2 separate regions of the Homo sapiens genome follow, and region 2 is linked to region 1. Evidence: chromatin loops called from intact Hi-C (ENCODE). Cell type or tissue: OCI-LY7. All regions are shown on one strand. Each heading gives the region's core, and the rest is flanking DNA. Links, peaks and the distances in the headings are about the cores only.

Region 1 (4,891 bases), core at 705-4,704:
CCTTAAGACCTCCTGGTTATCACAGAATTATGGTCTTTCAGATCTAAAAAGGCCCATAATATCACCTACTCTACTGCCTTCAATTTACAGATAAGGGAATTGAGGCCTCATGAGTTGAGCCTCCTAGTTCTTGCTCAGACATTTCAAAAATGGTTATACTTGTGGAGGGTACGGTTCATTATCTCCTCTTCCAAGGGAATAGGTATATGATTTTTCAGAGCTTGGGGTAATGCTCAGTTCTAAGCTCCTGGGATGCTAAGGAAGTAGCCACTCTTATGGGAGAGTTACTATTTGAATTGAGAGGTGTATTAGATCCCACAGGATCCCACAGGATTCCACAGGATGTCATATCAGAAGGCAAGGCTTATGGATCTGAACCTCTAGTCAAGGGGTCAGTAGGAAATCAGCTCAGGGTGGCATGAAAAGAACTTCCACAAGTCTCCACTTCCTTATCCACTTCCTAAGATTATCTTGCCACTGAATCCCATTAACAACTGGGATATCTTACCAACATAAACTTTTGGAGCTTTTTTTGCTCTATTTAGAGATTGTTTGTGTTTCTTTGTAGGTTATATGAATGTTGGGCTGAAGAGAACAGGTAGCTTAAAAATTATGTTCTCTAAACCTTCACCACCAAGCTGAAAAGGAAATGAATGTCAAGATCAGCTGCATAGGATAATAAATTTGATTAGCAGAAAACGCTCATGGTTGAGAACACTGGGACAGGAAGCAGCAATATACTGTGACTGGTGAGGCAAAGCTGAATGTCAGCGCTTAATTGCAAGGCAGGAGGCCATTATCCATTGGCAGCAATTCCCCCGGTGACTTTGTTTGTTTTATAACAAATTATTAAAGCGGTGGGAGAGCAGCATGCTAGGTAGCAACAGGCTGCCTCTGACAGGAGCTGTCTCCTGCTTCCGGGTACTGCAGCTTCATGGCGCCAGCCTTTGCAGGCTGTGGAGCCTGAGTGAGATGCAGAACATGTAAGGGGCCTACGCCCAGTGTTTGGCACCTCTAGGATTCTACTCACAGACGTCTGGACGTCTGAGGATAGGGCTTGGACTGACAGGTTTATTACTTTGCCAGCAACTAGCTGTGAGATCCGGTGCAAATTCAGCTGACTGAACCTACTGAACAGCCATGAGAATGAGCCTCGAAGACCTCCTCCCTCAGGGAGAGTGATTCAATCAAGGTCCCAGCTACTGAAATCTATCACCCAGATACTGAAGCAGACCTATTCCTGGGAGACAAGGAACATTTGGTCTGCAACCTTGGTTCAAGGACTCCTTGGTCTACTGTTCTTAGCTCAAGGACTCCCTGGCAACATTGCAGAACCTTCCTTAGAGTACAGAATATTAGAGGGTATATTTTCTTTCTCCTCTTTATCCAGGAGCAAACTTGACTGTGGTCTGATGGCTTTCCAACTCCCTTCCTATTTCCTTTAACACAGGCATCTTCCCTAACAAGATTCTTGCAGTTTTAATCCCAACTAGATGTCTGTTTCTTGAAACATTCAGACTTACACAGCTCATTTTTCTCATTTATAAAATAGGAAATATTCCTTCATGCTTTCCTTGCAGAGGCATTATAAAGATTAAATGCGACAATGTATGAGGGATGCCTAAAACAATGCCTGGAAAATAGCAGGTGATGATAAAATAGCAGCTTTTCCCTATTGTTGTTCTATTGCACTACATGAGGGTTGAGCCACAGCCCAGAAATTGATCAGAACCTGTGTTCCCAGAAGGTGTAAGAGCTGAGGCAATGCAGAGGGCATGTTTTCCCATCTACCTCATGGGGTATGACATATCTAGAAGTTTAATATATAGCTAACACATTTCTAGTATTCTGGGAAGTTTGGGGTTTTTTTCAGGGTTATATAGAAATATCTAAGATCAAAATCTCTTTTTTGTGAAAGATGAAGAAGGGACGAATTCTCTGGTTCTTTGAACCCTTGAATTCCAGTGAAAACATCACCCCTCCTGATGATACTTGGATTTAAAGTCATATTTCTACTTGCCAAATGACACATTGTATTTTCCCTGTCAATGCAATCAGTAAGCAAGTGGAGAAAATGGAAGGAGGGGGCTTTTCTATGCGTGAACTGAGTGCATGGCAGTGTAATCCACCATCCAAGTGATTATTCTACTAGCAAGTAATGCAGAACAGCCACTCACAGCCTGGCACGGGGGTGGGAATCTTGTTTTTATCAAATTTACTCCGGACACCTGGGAGCTGTAGAAATCTGTATTTGGTTAAGGAAATGTAATCAAACTTAAAGGTGTGAGTTACCTCTGAAGCACAAATATATGATGAATATGTATCCAGGGACTACATTTTCCCATGCAAACAGACATTTTCAAAATGCCAACTGGCAATAAAAGGAATCAGGTGATAGTGACCAGCAGCATTAACATGAAAACAGGTATCAGGAACATTTTCAAAGTCATCTCTTCCTAGCAATTCTGAAGGAGAATGGATTTTCAAAAGGCCAGCTAAAGCTTCAGCGTAGTTATTCTCTTCAGTCTAAGCTAAAGGCTTTCTTCATTAATGTCTACTCTATATCCTCCTCCTTCAGCCATTCAGCTTTTCTTTACCTCAAGCTTACTGCTTCACAGACAGAATTTTCACTAGACAGTCCAAGTGTTTTTCAGATCTTTTTGGCTTTTGACTTTGGGCCAATCTCCATCTCTGTTTCTGCATGCACCTGCCCAGCAGGATGTTAAAATAGATGCTCTCAGCGCCCAGGTGGAGATGAGCTCTTTGCATAACTGTCCTAGAGCCAGATGGTCGGATGACTTAGCACTCAGTCTAAATGTGTCAGAGACTTTAAACCCAGTTATACATCTATTAGGAAGAGATTCACAGATGCTGTTTCTTTATATTAATTTTTCTACTAATTTGGCAGTTCCAAGTGGAACCTAACTATAATTTTTCAAAGGCAAGAGCTTTGGGTCACTGGTATGGAATGCTAGGGATCACAGGAGCCCTGGAAGGGAATTTGGTCCAGTTCCTGTGCTTAAAAGCAAGGTGAAGCTCAGAGCTGCCTGATTTCCTCACTGGTCATTTTCGTTGTCCTAGAATCTCATCTGCCAAGTTGCACAACTTCAGGGAGGACTTTCCACAAAGCTGTGTAATGCAGCCTGCCTTAGCACAACATGGAATCGAAGAATGTTAGAGCTGCCAGGGAGCTAACATCTGTTGGCCAAACCTGCCCAGTGCTCGGAAGTGGAAACCAATGGCCAATGAAGTAGGTGACTTACCCATATCTCACAGCTAGTTAAGAAGAATCCCTGAAGTGTTACAGGCTTGAAAAGGTGTTGCCAAGAATAAAGCCCATTGCTCCCAAGTATGGTAATCATGGTTCACCAGGCTGTCTTCCTATTGTCTTGCTTCAGAGAAATTAATTTTAGAGTCATTTTGGATCAATATTTAACTTAACCAATACTTAATTTAATGATATTTAATTTGATAATAATTCAGTCAATACTTAATTTTTGATTTTAAATATGGTAATATTTTACTTTGAGGAGGAGCAAAATATCTATGTTATTTTCCTCTCTTTTTTGTAGAATTTCTCATGGCAAAGATTTGTAATTAATTTATAGGCTAGAAAGAAGTATGATCCTCCTATGAGGAACACCTTTGTATTGCAAAGGTGACTGTTCACTGGGGAAGACATGCCCTTTAGTAAATTTTCACAACAAGAAACATTTCCCCTGGCTTTAAAACTTTCAGGTACAGTACCACTTGACACACAGAGTGGGGATTAGCTGGATTCGCTGGATTTAGCAATTCATTTTGTGTCTCAGGGCAGTTATCTGACTGTATCCTTGGAACTAGAGGACTCAAGAATATATTTCTAATAGTTTCTGGAAGCTCTGAAAATGTTTCATAATGTATATATGGGTGGATATATAGACATACTTAGCTAACACTTACTGAGTACTTTACTATGTACAAGACACTGACCTAATCACTTTACATTGTTTACTTCACCCTGGGAAGACAGGTATTATTATACCCACTTTATAGATGAAAAAACTGAGGCCTGTGAGAAGTTAAGTGACTAAGTTAAGGTTGCTTAGCTAGCTAGTGGCAGAACTGGGCTGCTGAGTTCTAAACCCATGTATTCAACCTAAATGATATACTGTGGGCCCTACCCTAAAGCCTAGAACTGTGGTGCAAAGTGAGAACTTTACATCCCTGTTTTCCCACTCAAATGTTGCCTTTTCCAAAACCACCTGGCCTACCCCGCCCCCCATCCTGTACCCAGGCTCCACAAGCTGAGAAGCAGCAGAGAAGGACAGAAGAGAATAAGCTGCCGAATGTCAGAGAGAAGCAGCAGCCAGATGTCAGAGAGAAGCAGCTTGACTTCAGAGGGATGGCTTGGTGGCAGGACCCCAGAGAAGAGTTTGGCTGGTCTATTAGTCTGTTTTCACACTGCTGATAAAGACATACTTGAGACCAGATAATTTATAAAGAAAAAGAGTTTTAATGGACTCACAGTTCCACATGGCTGAGGAGTCTCACAACCATGGAGGAAGGCAAAAGGCACGTCTTACATTGTGAAACAAGACAGAATAAGAACCAAGAGAAAGGGGTTGCCCCTTATAAAACCATTAGCTCTCGTGAGACTTATTCACTACTATGAGAACAGAATGGGTGAAACTGCCCCCATGATTCAATCATCTCCCACCAGGTCCCTCCCACAACTCATGGGAATTATGGGAGTTACAATTCAAAGTGAGATTTGGGTGAGGACACAGCTGCTGGGGATGGCCGAACTTCAGGGAAAGACCACCTTCCCCTCCATCCCCTTTCCAGCTCTCCATCCCTCTGAAAGCCACTTTCATTGGCAATAAAATCCCCCATATCTGTCATCTTCAAT
Region 2 (4,891 bases), core at 292-4,291, 110 kb after region 1:
AGCCAGCAAGGAAGGAGGAAAATTAGCAGAGGAAACTGTTCCATAAAAAGGAGTGGTGAACAGTGTGAAATGCCTATGAGAAATTTAGTGAGATAAGGACGATCAAGTGACCATTAAATTTGACGGAATGTAGGTTGTTACTGATCTAATATTGCACAGTTTCAGAAGAATAGAGAGTGGTCCAAGGAAAGAATGTAAGGGAGAGAAAATGGTTGTAGCAACATAGTCAACACTTTTTGAAAGGTTTTTCTCCAAAAGGGAACGGAGAAATACAGTAGAAGCTGGAGGATAAAATCAAAGAAACCTGCTTATGCTAGTTGGAATAAATCAGTACAGAGGGATAAATTGATAAACAAAAGGATTTTTCAGAATGTGAGTCCTGAATTAGGAGAGGCATGTGTTCGAGAGCATGCATGCAGGGCCTGGTTTTGGGAGAAGCAGGGATGCATCACCTCTGGTAATGGAAAACATGAGAAAGTGGGTGCACAGAGGGTGATTTGCATCATAGGATGGAGGTTGGAAGACTGAGGAGATATGAAAATTGTGACACAATCTTACTTTGGAGAGTGGGAAGTGAGCTCTGATTAAAGTATAAGGATAACAAATCAGTATGGAATACCCAGTAAAGATCTGTGGTCCTGAGTTTAAATTGAAATCAGTCAGGAGAAATTCATGCTTTTCTCCAGGCCTGTTCAGCTGCCTGTATGGAATAAAAGATAACCAGAGTTAGAGGTTTTTTATGGAAAATAAAATGGTGGAAAAGAAGAGCAAGAGAGTTAAATGTATTTTTGAATGTTGCTATAATGATGTAGTATGAAATATCAGGTGAATAAAGAGGAAAAAATGAGAGATCACAAATAATAAGCAAGAATAAAGATCAGTGATTTGGAGAACTTGTTAAGATCAAAGCATAGCTGGAGTAGGAATGAGAGAGAAAGATGGGCAGGAAGTCTGAAGAATTAGATACAGAAAATTGAGGGAGCAGTACAATTATCAGTGATTTAAAAGGTCACGGGTACAACCATGGGAGTGGGTAGCTGCTGTATGATAGGGGAAAAGGACACTGAAAATGGAGTGGAGGCGGCCAAAGAACTGAGGCTAGGGTTTTGGAGGAGTTTTTCATGAGCATATTGAAGTCACCAATAAAAATGGCAGATATAGGAGTGGAGAACATGACAGATTCACATAATGAAATCTTCCGTGGATAAGAGGAAGGGGCCAGGAGGTTGGTAGATGCCAGCTGTAAGAAAGGTGGTCTAATACGAGCTTCAAAGAAGTCTTCATGTTTCAAGTGGGGAGAAGTGACATGGCAGCACAAAGAAAACAGACACCAACTTCATTATTAAACCCCAAAGGTTATCTGCATTAGTGACCAAATTACTATATTTACATCCAAATAATCCACATTGTATGGACAACACAAAATCTATTCCATCAATTGTCATAGCTAAAAAGGGATAGTATTTCACTTGAGTTTAACCCTCTTGTCTCTTTTTTATTCCACTGCATAAAGATTTTTGACCTTACTCACAGAGGTACTCTAGAGAATAATTAGCTATCAGTATTTGAAATTATTATACATTCAACTCTATATTCATTTTAAGATTTGCCTTATATGAAATAAACGTTGAAATCTTAGGGTATTACACTGGCAGAATAGAGAATTGTGATATAATGACCAGAAAAGATAAGACTAGGAAGGCACTTCATTCTCATAGGTAATAAGAATGCATGCTCATCCTTTCCTTTCCTCTTTGAAACTGCAAACATAACAATTTAACACTAAAGAGCTGATCTTCCCTTGGCTGAGTGAAGCTAATAATGCAAAATAATCAGCATATCTGGGGTACAATGTACAGGAACAACTTATAATACACACGTCTTCCAGTTCTTTTGACAAATGCCTTTGCTCTGACACCCTATGATAGATCCATTTCTATCTGTCTTCTTTTATAGTGTATCTCAGAAGGAGGGTAAGCAGAATTCGTAGTCTACAACACCACAGTTTGTTTTTTCATTTCACATTCATGATTACTCAAGTCACAAATGACATATGATGCAAACCAGTAATATGTGTTTGCGCCTGACAGAGGACATTTTTCATCTTGCAAGTTTAGGCTACAGCTTTGGCAGCAGGTGTTGTGAATCTCAGTGAAGTGAAACGAGCTTCTAAAGGTCCGACACACTTCAGAGTGTTTCTCAGGTCCGACACACTTCAGAGTGTTTCATGCTACCAGAAATAAAAGGAGCAGTCTGGCTTTTCTATTGTCTAAAATTTCTCTACATCATGAAAGTCTTCAGCTTCCTTCTAGGCTCTATAAACTAGACTAAATCATTTTGCTGTGGTGGTTTTTCTTTCTTCAGATTAGAGCCTAATTACCTAGAACCCACCTTTCCTGTCCTTTGCCATACCTCTTTCCTCTGCACACTTTGATATTGTTGGATCACAGCAGTGTGGGAGCAATTCCTGTACACCAAATAATTATTCATACATCTAGAAAAAGTACTGACTGATAAGACCTGGGCCACAGGAGGCACTTGATAAATACAATCAATTCTCTATATCCGTGGGTTCTACATCTGTGACTTCCACCAAATGTAGATTGAATATTTTTTTAAATGGATGGTTACACTTGTACTGAACATGTACAGACTTTTTTCTTGTCATTATTCCTAAACTGATACAGTATAACAACTATTTACATAGCATTTACATTGTATTAGTTATTATAAGTAATCTAGAGATGATTTAAAGTCTACAGGAGGATGTACGTAGGTTATATGCAAATACTACATCATTTTATATCAGGATCTTGAGCATCCCAGGATTTTGGCATCTGTAGGGGTCTTGGAACAAATCCCCGATGGTTACTGAGGGATGGCTTTACTGGCTGAACAACTTGAGTGACTGCAGCAACAGGTTACTTGTGAGTGGACTGTGAATAGCTGGGGGTAACTCTCCTACCTGCAGCCTTCTAGAGCCTGCCTCCATGTGATTTCCAGTCATTCAGGAGTGCTCTGCCCTAGCACTGCGGCTTTCCTTGCAGGAGAGCTACTTGAGCAGTCAGCACAAGTCCTCATTTCTGTTTGCTTCTTTGTTTTTTCTATTTTACAAGCACTTTTTGCCATTAATGACTTGGTAGTAACTTGGGGAGGTAAAAGGGAGTGTTATTTCCAGCTGATGCTTACAGAAGTAATGAATATGCGAAATATATAATCAGGATGAAAATCATCTCTCCAGCCACTTCCTTCTGCCTTCTTTTACCAACACAAAAGGACTTTGATTTTTTTAGAAGACTTTAACTGTCCAAGCACATCAACACTTCTGACTGCCAATTTGGTCTAATTTGCCCAATAACCACAGCTCTCAGATTCCTTCTAATCTAAGCAGACTTGTATAAAAAGACAGGAAGAGAACATATTTTAGGGGCCTCAGATACCAAGGCCTATGAAACACTTTTATGGTGGGGAGGACATGGATATTGTCATCATCATTATGTAACAGCCCCTGCCTGGGATAAAAACTCACCAAGAGACTTCATGTGCTTACCATCATAGTGAACACAAATTAGGTCACTTATAGCCTATCAAGGCATTCTAGATTCTGAAGGGAATGAACTAGAGTAAAGCTGCCTGGCAAAATTTGACTTGAGAATCTAGACTTCAAACGTATTCTTTTGAGGGCTGGAAGAGGTTGGAACATAAAGAATGTAATTTTGATGAAACAAGTACAAATATCCATTTGGAATAGTTGTATTTAGGGGATTGTTGGGCAAAAATTCGCTTCTTCTATTCCCCTGAACTAAGCAGAAATACTAATATTAATAAATAAAATGGCAGGTTAATGCCATCCCACTCAATCATCAGTTATTTAACCAACTTGTTTCTAATGACCCACTTAGGCATCAGAAGTTCTGGGGCCACATTCCAGAGGCCAAAGGACTCTTCCCCTCCTTCCTTTGCTTACATGGCTTACATTACCTCATGGAGGTATTTAATCCTCCATGCCCCAAACTCATTATCCATATAGCTGAGTAATTTTTTAGCACCATAAATTTGATCACGTATTTCCCTAGCTTAAAACTCTTCACTGGACTTTCACTTAGAAAAAAATCCAAAAATTAAAAATAAAAGTATTACATGATCCAACAATCCTATTTCTTATCCAAATAAATTGTATTTATCCAAAAGAATTGAAATCAGGATCTCAGCCTTAAAAAGGAAATTCTGCAATATGTGAAAAAATGCATGAACCTTGAGGACATTACATTAAGTGAAATAAACCAGTTACTGAAGGACAAACATTGCATGAGACCACTTACACGAGGTATCTAAAATAGTCACATTCATAGTATCAAAGAGTGAAATGGTGGTTGCCTGGGGCTGGGAGAGGGGAATATAAAGAGTTAATAATCAAATAAAGTTTCAGTAAGAAAGATGAATGAGTTCTAGAGATCTGCTATATCACATTTCACCTATAATCAACAATAATGTATTGTACACTAAAAAATATGTCCAGAGGATAGATCTCATATTATGTGTTCTTACCAGAGTAAAAAAATTAAAAAAAAAATCAAACTCCTCAGCACAGGCTATAATGTCCTGGCCCCTCTATAGTCAGCTCATATTACTCTTGCCCTCCTTTACTAAACCCTAGCCAGTCTTCTTTTGAAGCCTCAATTATTCCACGTTCATTTCCGCCTCAGGGCCTTTGCACATGCTGCCCCTCTGCCTGGAAGGCTGTTCCCTTTTCCCCCATGTAACTACCCTCCCCCTCCACAGACAGTTTATCTTGCTCTAAAGCTCTCATTGCAATTGGTAATTGCACATAGGTGTGCTTGCTTGTCAAATGTTTTTCCTCTCTGGAGTGCAAGTTCTAAAAAGAAAAGTG

What was found. Hi-C counts contacts between places; a loop is a spot of excess contacts. Peaks named below come from ENCODE experiments on the same cell type or tissue, not always from the same donor. Only the 100,000 strongest peaks of a DNase experiment are listed, where the experiment ranks them.
Region 2: a loop joins it to region 1, with 11 times the contacts of the local background. A loop is called at or near these places in 1 of 110 quality-filtered maps.

What each region holds. Positions count from the first base shown.
Region 1 is chr14:38,124,817-38,129,707 of GRCh38, forward strand. No RefSeq gene overlaps it. Among named protein-coding and RNA genes, the nearest start is that of SSTR1, 81 kb to the right of the region's middle. In OCI-LY7, for the core only: no CTCF peak of the experiment used is centred there; DNase peaks (open chromatin) are centred at 725, 2,165, 2,745 and 3,155; H3K4me3 peaks cover 3,704 bases; H3K27ac peaks cover 4,000 bases.
Region 2 is chr14:38,231,267-38,236,157 of GRCh38, forward strand. No RefSeq gene overlaps it. Among named protein-coding and RNA genes, the nearest start is that of CLEC14A, 22 kb to the right of the region's middle. In OCI-LY7, for the core only: no CTCF peak of the experiment used is centred there; a DNase peak (open chromatin) is centred at 2,165; H3K4me3 peaks cover 875 bases; H3K27ac peaks cover 2,650 bases.